Regions from separate parts of the Homo sapiens genome. Here region 2 is linked to region 1. A link is a loop called in an ENCODE intact Hi-C map of the cell type or tissue named here. Cell type or tissue: PC-3. All regions are shown on one strand.

Region 1 (2,500 bases):
TACATAATTTCAGAATTATCTACACTATTTGCTTCTTCTGCCTGTCTTCTAGATAGTTAAATGATCACCACTAGTGATGTTATTAACTATGGATTCAACAAACAGCTAAGTTTGAAACAGTGAAACAGCAAAATTTCACCATGGACACAAATATAATTCATTTGCCATAGTAGAGGGGCACAGAATCAGGCATATTTGATCACCTGTAAACACAGGAAATGGCAAAAAAAGCCTGTTCTCTTTCCCACCCCCACAGCTATAAATGACAGATATTCATAGGGCCCCTCCAACCAAAACCAGAAAAAAAAAGCAGACTGAAAAAAATAGAGATTCCATGTTAGTATTAGCAAAAATGTTACACCTCTATCATTTACATGGATTATATAGTTAATAATTAACTAGCTAGGATGACAGAAAGATAATGGCTTAAATCTAAGACTGATCTTTGAGTGATTACAGACATAGAGCTTGAGGACTCACTACAATTGAAATGTCAGCACTGATGCAAGAATAAAAGAAGAGAATTATAGAAGGATGTGGCCAGAATAGGGCAGAGCAGAGCAGCAGACTGTAGAATAACTCAGAACCAGACAATAGCAGGAAATGAGGGTCTGGCTTGAACCAGGACAATCACCACCTCGACCCCTCTGGGATAAGGTTTGACCCATAGCCTAGTACCAGAGACAAGTTCTTCAGTTTGATCTGCAGTTGAAATATAAAATATTAAGTATTAAAATAGAAACCATCTGACAAAGATATCATACTTTACTGCCAGCGTGTTCTTATAAGACCAGAATGTCCTGGTGGACTTTAACTATACCCCCTCCAAAAATAATAAAACCATTAAATTAAGCTTCATTAATTGAAAACTCATGACAATTCGGACAACAGAGATGAGGTTTACATACTCTGTAAAAAGTAGATGGAAAGCAGATGAATAGTGGAAAGAAGATGGTAGGGATGACCACTGAGATCTTTTCAAGATCTGGTCCATGCCTACATCTCCGCCTCACCTCTCACAATCTCCCATGCCACCTCTACCACTGTTGTACCCTGTGCTCCAAGCATACTAAACTACATAGACTCCCAAGTGTGCCACCCTCTCTCATGCTGCTCCCTCTGGTTATAATGTCCTTCTACCACCCATATCACCCCCTTTGCCCAATGAAATCCTACTCAACTTTCAAGACTTGGCTCAGATGCCTTTCATGAGCTCCTCTTCAACCCAACCTGGGGTAACTGCATCCCCTAGTGTTCATACAGTCCTATCAGAATACTTACACTATGTTGGATGATCTATTTTCTTGACAACTTATTTGCCAGGCCTATATCCCCATGTCTGTCATACTGAATAGTAAACAATAACCAATAAGCATAGGTAGAATAAATAAATACATTAAAAAAATCCATATGCAAAGAACAGAGAGAAAAAAAGAGTGGTAATCTGAATCTGAAGTCAGCTGATAATAAGAAATCATGGGTCCTGTGTTGCCTACTGACTTATGAACCTGAATACTTTCATTTGGCATGCTAACTACAGCTTGGGCAGTTCTGCCTGTACCCTGGAACCCGGGTCAGCACTCCAGGTCCTTATCTCATTCTAGTGCTACTTAGGCCACCTCTGCTTACATTATTGAAACTCTTACTGCCATGTTAGTGAAACTATCAGCAACTAAAGGGTCATAAGGCTCTCTGTACACAGACCTTTAGAAATAATTATCACTTCACTGCAGAGAGCAGATGTGATTTCTCCCCGCAACACAAGTCATGTGAACCATTAATGTAGACACCAAATTACACATTTTCAAGGTTCACTGACTAGGAAAATGGTGTTAATTTTGGTGCTCTGGTCTTAGGATGTATAATTTAGGCACAAACAGATTTGTTTTTTAAAAAATATTGATTTAACTTTAATGATGATTTTTGGGGTGGGGGGGGCATGGTGGGAAGAAGCAACAGGGCCCCAGGAGATGAAATGCATTTCTCTATCGGTGTGTTGGAAAATACACCACTAAACTCGGTTCTGGAAATGTCATTTTCATGCCAAATTAAAGGTAAACATAATTATGTCTCACACATCAAAAGTACCTAATTAGACACACTCTTTGAGGCTAAAATATGCATGCAGACATAACTAATTTTAACTTACTTCATAATAACTTCATTATTTATGAAGTATCAATCAAAAACATTAAACTAGTTTGTATTTATAAGAAGATCTTAAAAACTGACAGTGATTTCCATTGTAATTCATTCCCGGTTTTCTGCTTTGGGAAATACACAAGTGTCTGTTCCTTTTTATCTTGATGCTAAAAGGAAAAAAAAAAAAAGAACCAAAGGAAATTTTAAGTAAGGAGTGGTGGGAAGTGAAGATAAAGCTTTGTGAGTCATGATGAATTTGCCACAAATAAAAATGCTGGGACTGTGACCAGGTAGAAAACTATTCATCACACAAATCTGAAGACCTCTGTCTACTCCATCCCTCTGTAATGAATAATTA
Region 2 (2,500 bases), 97 kb after region 1:
GCGTGTTTCTGAAGATGCTCCGGGCTCCCTCCACTGTGCCTGGCGTGTTCAGGGCTGCTCCCTGACCGGTGCTTCTGGAAGTGTTCCGGGCTCCCACTCAGCACGTGCTTGGGCAGCGTTTCGGGGCTGCTCCCTGGATGCGGGTGCCTTTGCTGTTCGGGGCTGCCCTTGCACAAGGGTTTGTGGTGCTCCGGGCTAGGTCCTTTGAGTGCTTTGGGGCGATCTGGGGTTCCACAGGCTCTGGGTTTCTGTGGATGCTCGGGGCTGGCGCTCCTGTGCTTGGAGTGCTCCGGGCTGCCCTCGCTCCGGGGCTTCTGCAGGTGCTCCGGGCTGCCACTGCTCGCGTGGTGCTTGTGGTGGTCCGGGCTGTCAGTGCTGCCAGTGCTGGAGGTGCTGCTGCCGTCACCCACATCCCGCACGTAGGGTGCGGTGGAGGCTGTGAGTTGGCACAGGCTGGCCTGGCTGTCGATGGAGCAGCGGCTGCCTGCGCAGCCTGCACCCTTCTCCTCATCTAGTAGCACACAGAGCTCCTTGAGCTCCATGTTCTCCTTCACCACTTCCTCCTGCTTCACCTCCAGGTCTTTCAGCTTCTGCAGGTATAAGGCCACTTCCTTGTGCATCACCCCGGCAGTGTAGCGACCCAGTCTCTGCCACTCCCGAGACACCCTCTTGCCTTTCTGCCGGTCATCATCCAGGAAACAGCAGAGGTCCCTCAGTTCCTGGTTGTCTTCCTGGAGTTTCTGGTTGATATCCTGAAAAGAGAGACACAACCATTCAAGGGAAGTACACATCTGAGGTGTCAGCAGGCTCAGACTTCCTGGAAAGGGAGAGCCTGTAACTGGTGAATTACCTGTGAGGTTAGGGGAGGAGGTGAGGGAGTAGGAGGAAGCTGAAGATTTGTAGCTGTCCATAAAAATTAAACTAACTTAAGTATCAGTTCTATCCCTGCACAATACTTTACTTGCATTATGTCATCTAATTTTTACCCAAACATTTAGGGGATAATAATTAGTATGGCCATAAAAATTAAACTAACTTAAGTATCAGTTCTATCCCTGCACAATACTTTACTTGCATTATGTCATCCAATTTTTACCCAAACATTTAGGGGATAATAATTATTATGGCTCTTATACAGAAGAGGAAATCGGACCTCACAAAGCTTCACTTGTCCAAGTTCATCTGGTCAGTAGTTAGGGAGCAACCAGTTCATTATCAAGAAATCAGTCACTAGATAAAAACAAGGCTCCCCTGCCTCACCCTCAAGAAAGAAAAATAACTGCTTGTGACCTGTGAAATGCTTAAAAGCCCTGAGACAACAGACCTTTCAACAGAGTAAACAGCAAGCACTGCTTAGATCTTCAGCCCTGACATGGAATATGCAGCCCCAATTCCCCTGGTAGGGAAAGGCACAATTGCCCTCTAGTGGCATTTCAGCCCTGCACATCCAACCCCTACTTGCCACACCCACCTGAACATCTCCCAGGCATCTCTCACTTATCTCAAGCAACCTGAGCCTTAAATTAAGAGACCTCTCTCCCCAAACTGCACCTCTCAGCAAATGCCCCCTCTTTCTGTTCCACTGTTCTTTATATGAACCTGGGGTCATCCCTGGCATCTCCTTCTCCTTCAACCTTCCATTTCAAAACCAAACAAGGCTTTGGAGCTCTACTTCCAAAATTTAGCTCATCTTGTCATTCCCATGTTTGAAATCCTTTAATCTCATGGCCCTTAGGATACAATGCAAAATCCTTTAAGTCACACAAGGCTCCAGGTACATTGATTCTGCCTACTTCTCCTGCATGAGTGATGATTCACTTGCTTGTTCACAAATACTCAGTAAACATCTATTACTGTACCAGGTACCAGTCCAGGTGGTAGGGATATATCAGTGGACACAGCAAAGACCCTGACATGGTACAGCTTTTATTGTGGTGGGAAAGACTGGCAAAAAACACGTATAGAGCATAACGTCATGCAGTGAGAAGTTCTGGAAGGAAAATTGAAGCAGGTTAAAGAATACTCTTTTTCAAGAGAAGATACCGCTACAGAGAAGGGAAACATTTGAGCAGGCACCTGGGTGGAATGAAGGAGCCAACATTTGAGTGAAGATGATCCCAGGCAGGGAGAGGGCAAGTAAAAAGCCCTAAGACCAGCATGAGAGCAAGAGCTCAAGTACAGCGAGGTGAGCATGTCTAAAGAACAGAGAGCAAGTCAACGGACATGGGAAAGGGGGTCTGAGAGGCATCAGGGCCTAGAATATGCATGGCATGGTCAGCGACGGGAAAGGCTTTGGGTTGTTAGGGAGCTGAGGATAGAGGAGTGACATTACATGATTCCTTTTGCAAAGAATCTCCATAGTTGTGTGGAAAACAGACTGACTGGGGTAGGGGAGGAAAGAAGGGAGGGTCAGGATAAAGTGGAAGCTGCAAGATTAACAAGTAGGCTCCTGGGCTGGTCCAGGTAGAGGGAGATGATGGTGGCTTGGACGTGTGGTAGC

Evidence for each region. A loop is a pair of places that touch in the nucleus more often than their neighbours do. Peaks named below come from ENCODE experiments on the same cell type or tissue, not always from the same donor. Only the 100,000 strongest peaks of a DNase experiment are listed, where the experiment ranks them.
Region 2: it touches region 1 in a loop (4-fold over the local background); 4 of 110 quality-filtered maps call a loop at or near these places.

What each region holds. Positions count from the first base shown.
Region 1 is chr2:56,288,129-56,290,628 of GRCh38, reverse strand. The region is part of intron 2 of CCDC85A (coiled-coil domain containing 85A); the gene reads right to left. Among named protein-coding and RNA genes, the nearest start is that of CCDC85A, 110 kb to the right of the region's middle. RefSeq lists an enhancer at 1,818-2,500. In PC-3, a CTCF peak has its summit at 1,265; a DNase peak (open chromatin) is centred at 2,438; H3K27ac peaks cover 534 bases.
Region 2 is chr2:56,190,729-56,193,228 of GRCh38, reverse strand. It overlaps CCDC85A (coiled-coil domain containing 85A), which reads right to left. Exons shown (of 6, transcript NM_001080433.2): 2 at 1-752. Among named protein-coding and RNA genes, the nearest start is that of CCDC85A, 8.0 kb to the right of the region's middle. In PC-3, a CTCF peak has its summit at 1,430 (motif pointing left); a DNase peak (open chromatin) is centred at 1,398; H3K27me3 peaks cover 1,412 bases.